Regions from separate parts of the Homo sapiens genome. Here region 2 is linked to region 1. A link is a loop called in an ENCODE intact Hi-C map of the cell type or tissue named here. Cell type or tissue: HCT116. All regions are shown on one strand. Each heading gives the region's core, and the rest is flanking DNA. Links, peaks and the distances in the headings are about the cores only. Region 1 has its middle 10 kb from the start of LRRC32. Region 2 has its middle 52 kb from the start of THAP12.

What was found. Peaks named below come from ENCODE experiments on the same cell type or tissue, not always from the same donor. Only the 100,000 strongest peaks of a DNase experiment are listed, where the experiment ranks them.
Region 2: a loop joins it to region 1, with 4 times the contacts of the local background. A loop is called at or near these places in 6 of 110 quality-filtered maps.

The regions. Positions count from the first base shown.
Region 1 is chr11:76,676,017-76,685,486 of GRCh38, reverse strand. It overlaps the pseudogene GUCY2EP. Among named protein-coding and RNA genes, the nearest start is that of LRRC32, 10 kb to the right of the region's middle. In HCT116, for the core only: a CTCF peak has its summit at 4,481 (motif pointing right); a DNase peak (open chromatin) is centred at 4,486.
Region 2 is chr11:76,324,458-76,333,927 of GRCh38, reverse strand. No RefSeq gene overlaps it. Among named protein-coding and RNA genes, the nearest start is that of THAP12, 52 kb to the left of the region's middle. In HCT116, for the core only: no CTCF peak of the experiment used is centred there; a DNase peak (open chromatin) is centred at 4,617.

The DNA of each region.
Region 1 (9,470 bases), core at 1,750-6,749:
AGCTGGTACGAAAACTTTGAAGTGGTGGTTGTTGGGAAAATGTTCTGCCTGAGGGCTGCTGTGCCCACAGACGCCAGGGTGCCCCTGTGTGTGTGTGTGTGTGTGTGTGCGTGTGTGTGTAAGAGACAAGAGGTATGTAAGGATGTGATGGTGATTGTAGAATTGGCTTTGGGAGATGCCACTGCCTGTCCCTACTTGTGCAACTTTGGGCCTAACCTTTCTATGCCTCAGTTTCCTGAAATGCAAAACGGAGCCAGTTACTCTTACATCCCATATCATCATGAGAGTTAAATGAGAGGACTGTGGAAACACCACATCTGACCCTGCGAGCCTGCAGGAGTGTTGAACAGGGAGGATCTGCACGCGTGTATCTGTGGAATGTGCCCATGGCTTGTGTGTGATTGTGTCTGTGTGTGTGGGACAGCTGTGGGGTGGGGTGGGGGAAAGGGACAGAGATGTGGCCCTGGTTTCTCCACAGGCCCTCTGGGTGGCCCCCTTTAGGGCTATGGATTTTCTCTCAGGGCTCTAGTTTCTTCATCTGTAAAATGAGTACATGGTCTAGGTGACTCCTGAAGCCCCTCTGGGTGCATAGCTGTGTGTCTGCCGTGAGCATCCATGAGCATATGCATGGGTTTGTGCCCTGGCACCACAGCTGGGCAGGAGGAGACTGGAGCTCAACCAGGACTCCCCTTTCCTACTGTGGACTGAAGGCCTGTGTTCTCCGCCCACATTCCTATGTCGAAACCCCAGTCCCAATGTGATGGCTTAGGAGGTGGGACCTTTGAGAGGTGATCAGATTATAAGGCTGGAGCCCTCACAAATGGGATTAGTGCCCTTGTGAGAAGAGGCCAGTGAGCTAGCTCTTTCCACCAAGGGAGAGCACAGCAACAAGGGGCCATCTGCGAACCTGTAAGAGAGGCCTCACCAGTGCCAGGCCCTGACGGCACCTTGATCTGGGACTTCCAAGCTCCAAAACGGTGAGAAGCAAATATCTATTGTTGAAGCCCTCCAATCTGTGTTATTCAGTTACAGCAGCCCAAGCTGACTAAGACACCCGCCAGGAGCCAAGTGGCCCAGGCTGGTCTGTTGGCGCCTCTAGGCCTTCTGTTCCTCGCTGCACAGGAGGGTCCAGGCCCCTGCCCTAACTGCCTTATGAGGCTGCTGTTAGATCAAGGAGGCAGTGCGTGTGAACACACGCTCAGCTAAGAAGTGTGGTGCAGATGTGACTTGGGGGGTGGGGTGGGTGAACAGATCTGTGTGACCTTGTATATTTAAGTGGACACCAGAGCTGAAAGGGACCTTTGCAGGCAAGTGACAGTGAGCCTGTGCCTATGCCTGTGGACATGTGTGGGTTGTCATTGTGTCTGTGTCTGCATGTATGTGCTCATCTGTGGGCATCTGTGCATGTTGTCTGTGTATATGTGCATTTATGTGTCCGTGTGTTTCTGTGTACATGCATTTATGGCCTTGGTGTGTCTACATGTATGTGGCTTTACTGTGTATGTTATGTGTCTGAGCGTGTCTGAGCACCAAAATCTGGGGCAGTGGTACATCCCTTCCTGTCCCAAAATCTGGGGCAGTGACACATGTATCTGTGTGCATACCATGTGTATCCATATGTGTGATGTGTGTCCAAGTACCTGTTGTGTGCATGTGTGCTGTTTGTCAGGGTGTGTCTAGATTCAGCCATGGGTCTTCATGCTCTTGGGCCCTCTGGAAGGCTGTATGGTGGGAGCAGCTCTTGCCCCTCTGCTCACTCCCTCAACTGCCCTTGCTGAGAAGGGCTGAGTCAGCTCTGTTCTTAGAGGCTCCTAAGGACTCTAGGAGGAAACTCTGGCTCCAGAGCTGACATACTGCATGTAACTAGACTCCCTACATTGGTCTGTTTTCACACTGCTATAAAGATACTACCTGAGACTGGGTAATTCATAAACAAAAGAGGTTTAATTGATTCACAGTTCTGCATGGTTGCGGAGGCCTCAGGAAACTTACAATCATGGCAGAAGGCAAAGGGAAGCAAGGCAACTCTTATATGGTGTTGAGAGAGAGAGAGAGAGAGAGAGAGAGAAGGGGGAAGCGCCCGACACTTACAAAACAACCAGATCTCATGAGAACTCACTCACTACCATGAGACCAGCCTGGGGAAACCACCCCCATGATCCAATCACCTCCCACCAGATCCCTCCCTTGACACGTCATTCAGATTACAATTCGAGATGAGATTTGGGTGGGGACACAGCCAAACCATATTTCCCCCCCACAACACACACCAGGGTTCTCACCTCTCTCTAACCTTCCTCCATCAGCTAGGGACAAAGGAAGAAGGCCCATGCCCACCTGGATCCTGCATCATGCCCCAGTCCGGGGCTGGCCGTTTCCTCCTGGGAGGCTTTATGTCTCATTTATTTCCCCACTTACCTGCTACCTGCTGTGGGCCAGGTGTGTGCCAGGAGCTTCATGCATATTGTCTCAACCATGCCCACTCTCTAAAATGAGAGTTATTTGCTCACTTTACAGATGAGGAACTGGAGGCTTGGAGGATGAAGTGCCTTGTATGTGTCAGCCCATCTGTCTCCTGATCTGAGGTGGTGATGCAGGGCTACAAAAGCCCAGAAAAACAGCAATGGTCCCTGGAGGGTTCCCAGGGGAGGCAGCCTCAGTGAGCACACAACTTCCTCTTCTGCAGAACAGGGGTGAGGACAGCACCTTCCAGGTGAGTCTGAGGAAGCCCTCAGGAGGAGCCAGCACGGCATTCGCATGGGCTTCCATGCACATGCTCAGATGGGACCCCAGAGATGGAGCCCCAAGTCATGGCTTTCATGATGAGTCAATGCCAGCTGGTGCCAATGAAGGCCCCCTGCCTTCCCCCCAGCAGCCTGTGACCATTCACCTGTCCCTTGGAGTACATTCCCAGCAAGGGGACATTCTGGCATTTCTAGAGGTTGGGTTCTCACTATGGCAGATGGAGCTATGGGCTTCCAGAAGGTCCTTGCAGGGCTGGGTGATCTGGAATTGCTTGGTCCCTGGTTCTGCAGGTGGGCACACTTTGAGATGGACTCCTTAGAAAAGCCCAAATACTTTAGCCTGGCATTCAAGGCCCTACACATGCTGGCCCCACCTCATCTGCCCCCTACACAACCAACTGTTTGGCTATGACACACTCCTTACACTTCTGCAAACCCCTCATGATGCGGCATCTTTGCTCTTGTTATTTTCTCTACCTAGATGACTTGTCCCTTTTTCAACACCTGGTGAATGCCTCTACATCCTTCAAAGTCCACCTAAAATGCCACCTTCTCCTGAAACCCTTTCCCAGTCCTCCTCGGTATGGAATTAGTAGCTGCCATGCCTGATCCTCACTTGACAGGAGGGACCTTATCTAGTTCCTTCCTTTAGTCCAATGCCCAGGAAGAGGCATGTACGAGAAAGCTGAATTGATGAATGAACAAATTAAGGAACTAACTAGCCCAAAGGCATCGAATAAATAATCTCCCCTCCCGCAATGCCAGCTCCTGAGGTCGCCTTTTGGTTTCTCCTCTGCTGTTCTCTGCATCTGAGCTTGGTTGATCTGATGCTTAGCTGGGATCCCGGCACACCAGGCACAGGCAGCATGTCAGCTCATGGCTCCCCTCGCAGCCCTGCCTCTGCTCACCACTGCCCTTATGCTGCAGTGGATGCCCTCACCTCCAACCCCTGCACCGGCCTGGAGGCTCTTTCCCAGCTCCCTGTTTCCCACTCCTTCTGGCTAACTCCTTCCTCTCCAAATCTCTGTTCCTCTGCCACTGCCTCCAGGAATCCTTCCCTGACACACTCCCTTTCATCCCAACGTGCTGTGGGAGGGGGACCTCCTCTGGCCCCTCAGCCCTGGGCCACCCTGTCCATCACTGACTACACTCTAGGTATGGTCTTGTGTCAGCCTCTCCCTGCAGAAGGGGGCTTCTGGAGGGCAAAGGTGGATCTGAACCCTGTTTGTGTGACCCCAGGGTCTGGCCAGTAAAGTTCAGTGGGGAAGAAATATGACAGATCAGGGGAGGTGAAGGAGGCTACTGTGGTGGCAGGTGAGCCTCCCTTTAAGGAAATCCACGTGCATGACAATCAAGATTTGCTCAAAAGACAGAGTGGAGTCTACACTCTCATAGAATGGGAGGTGAAGTGACACAGAGAAGGAGGGAAAGGCCACACATGTACTGAGCACCTGCTGTGTGCACCGTCTCAGGACCCTGCATCTTCATTGAGTGGTGAGGACACGAGGCTCTGAGAGGAGACTGACAAACCAAATGGGCTGCTGCGTTCCCCGGGGCTGTGGGACACCCAAGCCCGGCTCCTTCTCAAGGGCTGGCCATGCCACCTCCCATGTAGGCTCTGACCTGGCCTTCCCTGCACAAGTCCCTCTTGCTGGAGGCCCCAGTCTCTCCATCAGGACCAGCGCAGGTTTCCGCGGCCTGAGAGACTCTTTGAGCAATCCACTAGGGGGCAGGCAAGTTGTTCCAGAGTGAACCAGGAGCCCCTCTGGCAACCCAGGAGACTCGTGGGCCCCTCCCCAGCCCGCAGGCTCCCGGGGCTCCGCTGCCCAGCAGGGAGAGGGAGGAGGGGGATACATGGAGTGATGGGGCACCCCACGGAGGAGTCCCACGTGGGAAACTTCCCTGAATGACTGAAGCACAAAGAGAGTTCTTCAACAACTCTCCATTTCTCACTGGCGCACTGGGGAGCTGGATGTGGTTTTTGGCTCTGTCAAGTGCAGAGTGTGGGCTCCAGGATATGGAACCTGGCCCCTGTGCATCGTGAAACAGCAGATCTCAGGGTCCTGTCCCCACCGGAAAGGCCTGGCCCAAGTTGGCGTGTGTCCAGGATGTGTCCAGCCTCCAGACACTAACATTTTCTATGACATAACGCATAGGCGATCATCGTATACCATTCTTGCCTGGATGCTGGCTCCTGTGGCCTATCACACTCTCTCCTGGGAGGCAGTTGTGACTGCCCCATCTACAGACAGGAGAAGCATCTCTGATCTGTGGACATTTCCCCGTGAGCCACAAATTACCCTGACTGCTCTGCCTGGTCTCCTGGTGCAGAAATGGGTGATGGCCCTCTCTTCCCTGTCCTTCTCATGACAGCTCTCCACCACCTCCACAATCAGTCATCAAGTCCTGTGCGGCCTGCCACGATGGTCTCCGACTTCGGTCCACAACAAGGGCACCAGGCTTCATGCTGCTCTCTTGCCTCTATTCCCACCCCTAATCTACCTGCAACGCAGACCTTGCGACGTCACTTTTCGACTTAGCAAGTGTGCACTACTGATGACCAAGGGCCTTTGCTGAGGAGCTCCTGCCAGCTGGCCCTGCCAGCTCTCTCCCCTGGCTGCCCAGCCCCTTTCTATCCCTATGCCCTGGCCCGTCTTGTCCTTCCAAATCCCTCTGACCCCCAGTTTCAACCTAGAGAGTTTTTATTCTAAAAAGTATTCCTTTTAGTAGTTATATTTACCCATTAAGGCCTGGAGCCAGTGGCCTGGAGATAACCTTCCCCATCACTATTGTGTCCGGGTACAAAATCCTTCCAGCTTGAGGAACATCACAATATCGTCTCAGCATATTTTCAGAATTGTTATTACAGACATGGGCTGGTGGGAGCTGGCCATGAGGGCAGTCTCTGTTCTTCCCATGTGTTCACCTTGAGCCCACACTCTTCACTTTGACAGAAACTAAAACCACATCCAACTCCCCAGTGCAACTATGAGAAATGGAGAGTTGGTGAAGAATTCCTGGGAGCCAGAGAAGACAACGCATCATGGCTCACCACGCAGCCAAACTTCATGAACTTTTTAAAGCCTCAGTTCTCCTTCCCGGAGTCCCTTCCCTGGCAGCTGCTTCACCTTTCTCCATCCTTTTCCCATCACCCCTCATCCCCAAATCTCCGTGTTGTCCCCAGCCCACCAGCACCCAGCCTCAGCTTCCTTATTCATTGGTGGTTACCCAAAGAACAACTACAAGACTGGTCCAAGGTCCAGGAACCCTTTAAAGGGGTGGCTCAGGTCTCCCCAGGCACTGACTCCAAGGCTTCCCCTGTGGGCAGCCCATGGGAGGGTCTTTATTTCACTAGAAAGAAGGAACTAATGTGGATGGAATATCTGCAATGTACCTCTCACTTCCATCATGCAAGGCAAAGATTATTCTCTATTTTCGATGCAGCTACTGAGACTCAGTCCAAGGTCACCCAGCAAGCCAGTGGCAGAACTGGACCTCAACTCCAAAGCCCCCACCACCTGCACCACCCTGGTGGCCTTATGGGCCCCAGCCAAATACTATATGGAAAAAGGTGACTCAGACAAGGTCACCAGCTGCAAGGTAGGGCCCAGCGAATGGAGCTGGAGTAGGGTGCAGAGGACGGGGCAGGTGAGGCCAGGTGAAGCCAAGGCCAGCAGCCAGGTCTCTGGATGTGGATGGAAGAGTTGAGGGGGCAGATGCCAGAGTGTGCTATGGGCCCAGGTCAAGGTCAGAACTTGCAGGGTAGGTGGGACACGGAAGAATGAAAAGGCGGAGAAACTAATGAACTCTGGCCACCCGCCTGGGGAAGCCCACTGGAGGGCTGTTTCTTCCCACAGCCACCATGCCCTCTCACTTGGCCTCTTGGACTTATGTAGCAGGGAAATGAAGAGCTTTTTGAACTGGAGGCTCGGCTTTTTTTTTCCTTTTAATGGCATGGAAACCCCACAAGGTAGTTTCTGCAGCCCTCACCTCTGGTAACTCTAAATCAGGTGAAAGAGGGAGAGATAGATGGGAAGGAAGAGAGAGAGGGGGAGGGAGAGGCAGGAGAAAGAGAGAGGGAGAGGGACTTTGATAGAGCTAACTGGGCACAGCTAGGGAGAGCAAGAAAGGGGAGAGGAGATGGTGGAGGATGTATGTGGGTTCGTGATATAGAACCTGGCCCCAATGTGTGGTGAAAGAGACAGGAAAACGGGAAGTGTGACGTGGACTCAGACGCCCTGGGCCATCAAAGGCTTTTAAGCAGGAGGGTGACCTGGTCAAACCTGTGTTTTGGAGAGACTCCATCTTGCTGCCATGTGGGGCCTGAGTGGATGAGCGGGAAAAGAGATCCTGGGCCAGGAAGCAGCCCTGGGGAAAGGGCCAGGGGAGAAAACGCCAGGCCGAAGAGGGAGTGAGAGCCGGGAGCTTCCACCTTTAGAAATCAGGTGGAGGAGGAAGAGAAGGGCCCGCAGCAGGATCCTGAAGGAGATGCAAGAGAGGAGAGAGGAGGGCCAGGAGGGGGTGTTCCAAGGTGCCACGGGAAGAAGGCCATTAAAGGAGGAGGGGAAGCTGTGAAGAACATAGCCAAGGGACGTGGACACTGTCCCTCGGTCCGGCCACAGCAGTTCTGCCATGGATGTGCTTGCTGGAATGAGGGGCTGGAGACAGGTGGAGAGTGGAGGCAATGGAGGCAGCAAGAGTGGCTTTCTTGCAGGTAGCTCCCTTGTGGGTCTGGCTAGGAGGAGATGAGAGGAGGGGGCCACAGCTGAAGGGAACCTGGAAGACCCAGAAGGGGCTTGTGAAACAGGGGCGTGTACAAGAGGGCTTGCCCAGAATGTTCCCCAGGAGGCAGGTGCTGCCTCTGCCAGCAGGAAGCACAGCCCATCCACCAGGAGGCCAGGTGGTCACTGATGCCAGCAGAGGCAAGTTTGGTTTTGGGAGTCAGGTTCAGGCCTCAAATCCGGGTCTCCTGACCCCAGCACCACAGGAGAGAAAAACCAGCAAGCAGGCTGAAGTCACACAGCCTAGAAGAGGTCAGGGAGTGGCAGCCCTGAGGCCACATAACCCCTTTTTAAGCTTCCAGACCTTCAGAGGGATTGGCTTGGGGACAAGGCCTGGCATCCATCCCTCAGGAGACAGGATGCAGTACTCTGCATTCTGAAGCCCCAGCCCAGCTCCCAGGGCCTGAAGCTCACAGCATCCCAGCTGGATTAATTATGAGATTCCTGGGAGGCCAAAGGAGTCTGTCTGACTAATTTAGCCCAAACTATGTCCTTTCCCCTCCTTTCCTTTTTCACTTCAGGAAACCAGCCCTAGTGGAAGCCACTTGACTTATGTGTGGTCTGCTTCTGAGAAAAATCAGAGTCACAAGCCACGCGAGATGACAGCCTAGTTCCCATGACCATGTGCACCTGTGCCTGTGTGTACAGGCATGCTCACGTGTGTGCGTGTGTGCACGTCCATGCACACAGACGAGAGGCTTATCTGTGCTCTCTGCTGTGTGTGCACTGGGTTTGGGGAGCCTTGGTATTTTAAGTCTTTATTGTACATACTGGATGTGAGCTGTGTTTGTGTGCAATGTGTCTGGTATGTTTGTGAGTGTGGTGTTCGTGTAGGATGTATGGATATAGTGTGTGTACACGGTGTATGCTCAATGTACATGTTTGTGTTGTGTTTTGCACATGTGTTTAATTGAGAGTTGGATTTGTGCAGGATGTATGTAACCATGTGTGGTGACTGTGTGACTTTTGAGGGCGTCTCTGAAATGTCTGAATGTTTGTGAATCGTGTGTGTGCCTACGTGAAATTCGTGTATGAGGTCGATGCATGCTTGTTGCTTTCGTGAGTCGTGGCCCTGTGCATCTCATGTTGCCTCTGAGGGTGCATATGAAGGATGTGTGTGTGGCTGTGGCTGGGCTGTTGTTGCAGGTGCACTATGTCTGTGGGGCGAGTGCATGTGGCTCTCATCAGCAGGTGGAAAAATGTCATAGGGGAAGGGGGTGAAAATCCAATGTAGCAGAGAGGGCAGCCCCCTCTTGCCTCCTCCTTGCCCCTGTAGAGCCTCAGCTTCCCCTCAATGGATAATACTTGAAGGACTCTAGGAAGATCCTATGGTCATGAGGAAGCTGGCAACATGACTAGGACAAGATGGGGGCTCTGTGACCTGTGCCTAAGAAGACCCTGTCCCAGTGACAACTGGGTGTGCCCAGGCCTTCGCCCCCTCACTTGCCCCTTGAGGGCTTCCACCTGCCCCCCTGAGGAACGCTGTACCCTCATGCTGCCTACCCATACTGTCCCTGAGGGGCAGCCACAGCTACATTCTAGGCAGGTTTCCTCCCTACATCCCCTGACCACAGCCAGGGAAAGCTTGAAAACCACTTCTCTCTCCCTGAAACAAACCAGCACAAAGACCATAGCTGCTGCCAAAACCCTCAAATGCTGACCGGGGCAGGGAGCACCGCAAGCTGTGCCATTGACTGGTGAGGAACAGCTTAATACAAACGCACTCACCCTTCAAACTGCCCTAGTGGTCCATTGTCCATGGCTGCCCTCACTCTACTGGGTTCAGAGGTGAGGCCACCAGCCCAAAGTTACACAGCAGTGAGTGGCGCAGCGAGGATGGGAATGCGGGTGGGTCTCTCTCCTAAACCCAGGTTGCTTCTCTTCCTCCGTTCTGCCCTTCTCAGTCCCCTCCTCACCCCACCTAAGATGGGAGGGGGAACACAAC
Region 2 (9,470 bases), core at 2,484-7,483, 350 kb after region 1:
GGGATTTGGCCATGTTGGCCAGGCTGGTCTTGAACTCCTGACCTCAGGTGATCTGCCCGCCTCGGCTTCCCAAAGTGCTGGGATTACAGGTGTGAGCCACCGTGCCCAGCTGATTGACTGTTTTTTGAAAAAGCTACCATGGGCTTATGGTATTAATATATTCCAAACAGTGCACTAGGGTGCACTTTGAAGCGTTTTCCTCCCACCCTTGGCTCCTTCAGTCTCCAGTTTCCTTCTCCAAAGGTGGTCATTTGTCTCCCTTCTGTATCCTCCCAAGTTCCAGGCTACACAAGGATGTATGGGTGTGTTTTCTTTTCAAAATGCAGGTGGAGGCAGCTGATAAACACATCTCTACTGCAGGTATTTTAAGGGCTTAGGTGCAAGGCAGTGTTCAGCAATGGTGTCATGGGGACACCTCCTTTGGCTGGACCTGAGGAATGAGGAGGAACTATCCAGGGGTCCTAAGGATATATCATAGTGCATTTAGCCATTCTTCCAGTGAGGGGCATTGAGATAGTTTCTAGTCTTCTGTTAATCTAAACCAGGGTTGGCAATCTATGGATTCCTGACCAGATCCAGCTCAGCTCTTGTTTTTTATGTACCTTAAGCTATGAATTTTTTATGTTTATAAATGGGTTTTTTTGTTTGTTTGTTTATTTGTTTGAGACAATTTGGCTCTGTTGCCCAGGCTGGAATACGGTGGCACAATCTCAGCTCACTGCAACCTCCACTTCCCAGGTTCAAGTGATTATCATGCCTCAGCCTCCCGAGTAGCTGGGACTACAGGCATGTGCCACCAAACCCAGTTAAGTTTTGTATTTTTGGTATAGACGGGGTTCCACCATGTTGGCCAGGCTGGTCTCAAACTGCTGGCCTCAAGTGATCCTCCTGCCTCAGCATCCCAAAGTGCTGGGATTATAGGCATGAGCCACCACAAGCAGCCTGTAAATGATTTTGAAAAAATAATATTTTGTGACACATGAAAAGTATACAAAATTTAAGTTTCAACATTTGTAAATAAGATTTTATTGGAACACAGGCATACCCATCCGTTTACGTTTGTTTATGACTGCGTTTGAGCTGCAGCAGCATTGTGGATTAGCTACAATGAGACCATATAGTCTGGGTATGGTGGCTCAACGCCTGTAATTCCAGCACTTTGGGAGGCTGAGGCAGGTAGATCACTTGAGCCCAGGAGTTCAAGAGACTGTATAGTCCTCAAGCCTAAAATAGTTACTGTCTATCCTTTACAGAAAAAGGTTGCTGACCTCTGCTTTAAACAATGCTGCAACAAATATCTTTCCCCATTACTGCAAACATGTAAGTAGATCTCTCATAAATAGCCCATTTGGTCTAAGCCAATCTGAGAGACATAGCTCAAAAAGCACATTTCACCGATTTTAGTTAATTTTTCTTTTATTATAAGTGAAGTTAACTAAGCATCTTTTTAAACACATAAAAGTGTTGGGCCATGTGTGGTGGCTCACACTTGTAATCCCAGCAATTTAGGAGGCTGAGACAGGAGGATAATTTGAGCCCAGGAGTTCAAGACCAGCTGGGTAACATGGTGAGACTGCTATCTCTACTAAAACTACTACCCAGGCGGGGTGTGGTGGCTCACGCCTGTAATCCCAGCATTCTGGGAGGCGGAGGCAGGAGGATCACTTGAGGTCAGGAGTTCAAGACCAGCCTGGCCAACATGGCAAAACTCCGTCCCTACTAAAAATACAAAAATTAGCCAGATGTAGTGGCGGGCACCTGTAATCCCAGCAACTCAGGAGGCTGAGGCAGGAGAATCGCTTGAACCCAGGAGGTGGAGGTTTCAGTGAGCCGAGATTGTGTCACTGCACTCTAGCCTGAGTGACAAGAGCGAAACTCCATCTCAAAAATAAAATAAAATAAAATAAAATAACTACCCGGTGTGGTAGCACATGCCTGTAGTCCCAGCTACTAGGGAGGCTGAGGCAGGAGGATTGCTTGAATCTGGAAAGTCAAAGCTTCAATTAGTCATGATTGTTCCACTGCACTCCAGCCTGGGTGACAAAGTGAGACCCTGTCTCAAAAAAAAAATTATATACATATATTTATATGTGTGTGTATATATATATATCATGTGTGTGTTTCCTCTTTTCTGTAAAATGTTTTTTTCAATTTGATAAAGAATATGGGCCAGGTGTGGCGGCTCACGCCTGTAAACCCAGCACTTTGGGAGGCCACGGTGGGTGGATCACTTGAGCCCAGAAGTTCGAGATAAGCCTGGGCAACATAGCGAGATCCTATCTCTACAAAAAGTTTAAAAATTAGCCAGGCATGGCTGGGTGCGGTGGCTCACACCTGTAATCTCAGCACTTTGGGAGGCTGAGGTGGGTGGATCACAAGGCCAGGAGATCGAGACCATCCTGGCTAACACGGTGAAACCCCGTCTCTGCTAAAAATACAAAAAATTAGCGGGGCATGGTGGCGGGAGCCTGTAGTCCCAGCTACTTGGGAGGCTGAGGCAGGAGAATGGTGTGAACCCAGGAGGCGGAGCTTGCAGTGAGCCGAGATCGCAACACTGCACTCCAGCCTGGGCGACAGACTCTGTCTCAAAAAAAAAAAAAAAAAAAAATTAGCCAGGTGTGGTGGTGCGTGCCTGTAGTCCTGGCTACTCAGGAGGCTGAGGTGGGAGGATCACCTGAGCCTGGAAGGTTGAAGCTGCAATGAACTGTGATCATGCCACTGCACTCCAGCCTGAGCAACAGAGTGAGACCCTGTCTCCAAAAAAAACAAAAAATATGAGCAAAAGTATTTTTCTTATTGCTTTACAAAAACAAGGGGGAATTAGCATTTTGTGTCTTGCATCCAAATGTTTTCTCCATTTGTTACTTGACTGACTTTTTTTTTTTTTTTTTTTCATGTAATAATGCTCACCTTGTCAGTGAAGGGAAGGTGGGTCCAGGTGCTGACAGTGAAGGGGATGGGGGACCTTGGCCAGGCAGACAATACTTGTTTCTGGATCCCCTACCTTGTTCCCAGCCCTGTCCCAGGCACTGGGGTCCAGCGGTGAGTGAGGCGGGCGGAGGCTCTGCCATCATGGCAGTGATGGGTAAGCAGGGCAGTACTAAGCGCAGGTGTTACAGGGACACCTCCCCAGCTGGACCTGAAGAATGAAGAGGGACTACCCAGGGGTCCGGGCTGCAGCGGGAGGATTCTGAGCAATAACTCGTACAAGGTTAGATCTTGGAGAGACAGAGGTTTCAGAGTGCAGGTTCTTGGAGCCTAAGCTCTACTGAGTGGTGATGAAGCACCTGGTATGGCCACACATGAAAGGCAAGGACAGGAGTCCCAGGAGTCTCGTCAAGTCTCTGAGGTGCACAGAAAGCTGCCCTGTGAGGGTCTAGAGAGTTTCACCTCTTTGTATGGAGGAGCAAAGTACCTCTCAGGGCTGCAGCTACCCTGCCAACAGACTTAAACTAGGGTCTGAGGGTTTAGAATTGGCCAGGGCGGAGGTGAAGCATTGCTCCGCACCAGGAACAGCAAAGGGCGTGAGGACAAGTCTGGCCTCTCTTGCAACGAAGACCTCTCCCTGCCCTTCCACAGCCCTAGCCTCCACTTCAGTTCTACCTCTCCAGAGTATCAAAGGGAGAGACAACTATGCCTGCAAAGACCAAGCGGCAGCCTGGGAGGGGAGGAGGGGGCTGGAGGGAGATGTGGCTAGAGGGTGAGACCAGCCCCTCAGGCCTTTAACATCAGGCTAAGCCAGCAGCCTACCAGCTGCTCCCCTGCCCAAAGCACCACCCCCAGAGCTCCCTGCAGGCGATGACAAGGATGAAGTGGGGAGGCAGGGGGAGAGTCAAGAGCTCACAAAGGTTCTGCTGTGCTTGACCAGGGCCTCCGCCAGAGCCAGATTGTTTGCTTGCTTGGAGGGAAGGATCTGATTTAAAAAGGTGGTGGCCCTGGGGTTCAGGGCCAGGCCTGCTGGCTGCCATCCTACACAGCAGCCCCACTCCAAACTCTCCATCCTGGGGCCCCCTCATTCCTCTTTACTTTGGTGTTCCCAGTTAGACCCAAGTAGGACTCCACAGCTTTGGGCAGAGGACTTACAAAGCAGCAGGGGCCAGTGCTCACACTTGGGACTCTAGATCACTGGGGGACCTGCAGGACCAGCCTGCTGGGGACTTCATGGAGAAGGAGGTGCGTGGAGGTGGCCCTTCACTGAGCACCTGCTGTATGCTGGGCATTGGGCAGGGCACTTCGTTTATGGGGTTCCCTTTTCATCCTTTAAGCAACAGTAGGTATTATTGTCTCCATTTTACAGACAAGAAAAGAGAGTCCTAGAAAGGCTAAGGGGACTCGCCCAGGTTTACACAGTGAGTCAGTGGTAGGGCTAGAATTCTAACTCAGGTTGGCCCCACCTGTGAATCTAATCTGTGCTTAACCCCTACACTGCTTTGTGCAGGACATAACCCTGTCTTGCACATGTCTGGCACAGAGTGAAGGTCCCATCATGTTGACTTTATCATGCACTTTCTCAGCTGGAGCTGTGGGCCTCACAGCAGCCCTTCGGGGTCAGTAATGCTTCTCTCGCTTTCATGATGTGGAGGCTCAAGCTTGCAGAAGTTGAGCAACTTGCCCAGGGTCACACAGCTAGTCGCAGAGGGTCAGGGAAGTCGGGGAAGTTCAAAGAAATGTGGAGTAGAGTGGGTTTGCCCAAGGAATGACAGGAATGTTCAAGGAACTGAAAGCTGGAAGTGTCTGCGGAAGCTGCAGATCTGCCGGCAAGCAGTGGGGCTGCTTATGGAGTAGTGAGCCCAGGCCCTGGAGCGGGGTCCTGGGGGACTCTCACTCAGCAGAAGAGCAGCCATCAGACACCTGGGCTTGGGACGCCTGCCTGGTCCCTTGTGTTACTTGGAAATGTCAGCAAGAAGGGCCCTTCACCGGGCATGTTTCTCTTCTGTCAGATGAGGGCTGTTAAATGAGGTCTTTGATTTTACTGTTCAGCAGTGGCATCTTTCTTTAAAATAGTCTTGGCCAGGCATGGTGGCTCACACCTGTAATCCCAGCACTTTGGGAGGCTGAGGCAGGTGGATCACCTGAGGTCAGGAGTTCGAGACCAGCCTGGCCAACATGGTGAAACCCCCGTCTCTACCAAAAATACAAAAATTAGCAGGGCATGGTGGCGTGTGCCTATAGTCCCAGCTACTCTGGAGGTTGAGGCAGGAGAATCGCTTAAACCCAGGAGGTGGAGGTTGCAGCGAGCCGAGATCGCGCCACTGCACTCCAGTCTGGGTGACAGAGTGAGACTCTGTCTCAAAAAAAAAAAAAAGTCTTAAGCTGAACTTTATTCATTCGCCCATTCAACAAATATTGAGACTTTCAAGGCACCTGAAACATATGGTTGACCAGACTTCTTCCTGCTTTGAGTGTCTCTGACTTGTGTTACAGAAATTAAGGGTCCCTACCCCTCCACTCAGGGTAGGAATGGGGCCACCTGGGCTGCTATGGGCCCATGCCCTCATTTGGGAGCTCCTTAACCATGGTGCTCCTCTGAAAGGTTCCCTGTCAGAGCTGAGTATATTCATATACTCACAATTGGCCATTTCACAGATTGGGTGGGAAGGCCCAAAGAGTGGGCCAAACCCTGGGTCCCCTGAAGCAGCCTCTTTGTGGCATCATTCATCAAAGAGGCTTTGTGCAATCGGAGGAAACTGGGCGTGTCCATGAGGAGAGAGAAGCAGCGAGGAGGCAAGAGTGAGCAAAGCCCACCAGGCGGGAAAGAGGCCCATTTTGCAGAAGCCAACCCCCTCCCTCCGCCTGGCAGAGCCTTCCTAACAACCTTCCCTCCTCCACCCACACCCGCCAGCCTCTGCCCAGAGCCAGGGTGTCAGCTTGGGTTTGGTGACAGCAGCCCTGAAGGAGGTGTTGGATGGTTGAAGCCCTCCATTGTAGCAGCTCTGGCATCTTCTATGAGCCCAGCCTCGCCAAGTTGTCCTCTTGCCAACTGGAGAGAGGCTGGCTCCTGAGGGATCCTCTCCAACTAGGTAACTCGATTCCCTGCAGCCCAGCACCAGCCCAGCTCTGGCCACCAGAGCCGGAGCTCTGAAGAGTTTACCTCCAACATGGCAGTGAGCAGTTTTCAAGGTCAAGGAGGGTGGCCACCAGGAGCTCCTGAGCCAGGGTGCATGGGGAGAACACAGGGCTGGCAGGCCAGGTTCTAGCTCCAGCTCTTCACTAACTTGCTGTGTGTCTTTGAATGTATCACCTCCTCACTCCGGACCTCAGTTCTCATAAAAGGGAGACTGACAGAAGGTCCCTAAGTGCTTACAGATGGACTGGCCAGGGTCGTCTTGGTCTATAGCATCCCTTTCAAATAAAGATCTGACTATTCTGTGCCTGGTGATCAGGGTGCCCAATGGCTGTGAGTCCCCCTCACCTGGCCTCTGGCCTTTCCAGTGGTAGGGAGAGCAGGGGCTGGCAGCTGCTGTCTTTGTTCTCAGCCTCTCTCAGAAGTCAGAGAACATTAGAAATTCAGTGGAACTACACTGGGTGTGGCTTCCACTTCCCTTAAGATAACCGAGTGAAACTGGATTTTTCTCAACAACTATGATAAAGCTTAAGAACAAGCTAGATATAGGATTCCACTTCACATCTGAATCCCTCAATTGACAAAAACCAATGTGTGAGTGATATTGTGAAATGACACTTTTGGCTTTCTCCCCTAGAATGTTACTATCACACATGTAAAGCATACTATTGTAATTTCACCTACCATTCACTGTTCACTGCCTTTTCATAAGGACAAACTGGACTCTATTGAGATTACGCTTTTCCCATTTTGGGCATCAAAAATTTATTTTAGATGAAGTAGTGGTGCAATAGTACACGACAGTTTTTCTTTTTTTCTTTTTTTAAAATTTTTTGAGATGGAGGATGGAGTCTTGCTCTGTCTCCCAGGCTGGAGTGCAGTGGTGCGATCTCGGCTCACTGCAACTTCTGCCTCCTGGGCTCAAGCAATTCTCTGGCCTCAGCCTCCTGAGTAGCTGGGATTACAGGCACCTACCATCATGCCTGGCTAATTTTTGTAGTTTTAGTAAAGATGGCCAGGCTGGTCTCAAACTCCTGACCTTGAACTTCTGGCTGATCTGCCCACCTTGGCCTCCCAAAGTGCTGGGATTACAGGGGTAAGCCACCACGCCCAGCCTAGTACATGATATTTTTCGAGTAAACTTTTCACAAAGTCTAATATGTATTCAGAATAATCAGACTCCTAAATGTACAGCTTGATGCCTTACCACTAAGTGAACACACCATGGAACCACAGAACATCATGATAGTTCTTTTTCTAATGTTTTTTGTTTGTTTGTTTTGTTTTGTTTGTTTGTTTTGGTTTTTTTAGCAAACTAAAAAAGCTGGTAACTTTACGCTGGTCACCTCCTCTTCATTTAAATTTTACCAGTTGGTAAAATCTAGAATTTGGAGATGTTCTGGGCTAGCCGATCTAATAATGTTCCACGCAGTGCTGCTGGAGCCCTTGGAGCCATTATCTTCTGTGACACACCAACCAGAGGGAAGCAGACGTGGGCCAGGGGCCCACTTCACCCCATCTCAAGAGATAGGAAGAATCCGGCCAAAACATCCCCTCCAGATTCAGCAGAGTTGGCTGCTTGATGCCAGAGCCAAGGGGCAGTGAGGAGGAGTGGCTTTGGATGGGAGATGCTGGAGGATGAATCATTCCTCCCATTCAGGCCTCTCTCGCAGCCTCTTTTCATCAGCCATTACTTTTCCCTTCCACCCACCCACCCCAGGGGCAGGTCTTCCGGACACCTAGGAATCCTCAGGTGCATGTTGTGCATCACCATTGCCATCCCCTCTCCCCCACTCAATTCTCAAGTCACAGCTCTGAGACCCAGGAAGCATCCTCTGACCGTTTTTTTCCCTATTGATAATGGAGAAACCCTGGCACCTTTGTGAAAGGCTATGAAAGTTGTTCAAAATCACACAACAGGCTGGGAATCCAGGAGGCCACATCCGCTCAACCAAGGCAATGCACATTTGTCAAGGACTTGCTTTGTACCCAAACACAGACCAAGGTGATTCTAAGGAAGAAGACCCTTTCTGTTCAGTAAGTCTTAAGTACTATTATGCTCAATAAATATGTGCCTGGCCCTCACTAGGTGTTGACCATTCATGCATTCAGCAAATATTTTATTGAGCAGTCTCTCTGTGTCACTGCTTTTGACTCTAAATTATTTGCTTATACTACTACTTCTTGATTTTTCAGTTTCTTTCTCTTTCTCTCTCTCTTTCCCCTTACTTTCTCCACACTCACATGTACATTTTGTGTCTCCCTACTTCCACCTAGTATCACAAGTTTGATTGGAACAGTATTCATGTTTTCATTATTAGGCTACGTAAATGCTATTGACAACTGGGCCGTGTAGTATTCTATAATTATTTTTCCTTCCCTGCATAACAATTGTGGTTATGCATATCTCCTTTCAATATGTTTAAATGCATTGGCTAGTCTACTGATTTCATCTTCCTGAAGAAGTCCCTCCCAGAGTCTTCCACCATGTCCCATTAGGATGAATTGTCTTCTATTGCACAATAGAATAGAATGGCCTGGGGATTCCTTTGCCCCTATCCTTTGTTACATTTTCTTTTCCTTGGATGCCATGTTTTCCTCTTTCTTGGTTAACTCCCTCACTTCTGTTGAAGCACATCCTCCAGAAGCTTCCTCAGGAAACATGCAAAGATAATTCACATGACTAGAAATGTATTCTCTCTTCACCCTTGATCATCAGTTGGCTGGGTGGAAATATAACTTTCTGGGATGGAAATATAACTTTCTTCAGAATTTTGGAGACATTTCCCCATTTTGCAGCAATATCTTATTTCTTAGGATGTTAATTATAGTTTTAAGTTTTCAGCTTTTTGCAAAGTTGCCAGCTTCTAAGTTCCTTTGTTGTTTCCCCCTATTCTTTTGACTTCTTTTTTAATTAGAGGCTTTTCTCAAATGCTTACTCATCCTTTGCTGTCTGCTCATATTTAAGAATGAGACACTAAAACAGATTTGATACCCTCTGAACATGATTGGGGCTGTGCACATGATTGGGCCATTCCATGTCTTTTATTTTGTGCTAGTCAAAAGAAAAGCTCCTCCAATCTCCTGCCTGAAGCATTCTGTGTATCCTGTCTGGAGTATTAGTATTTTGCCAGGAGAGAGAGTATCTGGAAGTCTGATTGTTTTCCAAGCAATCTTTCTGTTTTTAGCCTCCACCCCGCCCACCTCCGACCCACCCACTTTCCAGAGGTACCTGGTACAACCAACTCCTGAACCATTTGGGGGTTTAACAGTGTAAATTGGGCTGATTTTCAACTTTCTTTATTGCCTTTTAGGATTTAATCAATTACCATTCTTTGTTGGCTGTGTCTGGTTTCCAATATTATGATAAATCCCTTTAGTGTTGTTTTAGTTGGTTTCAGGGAAG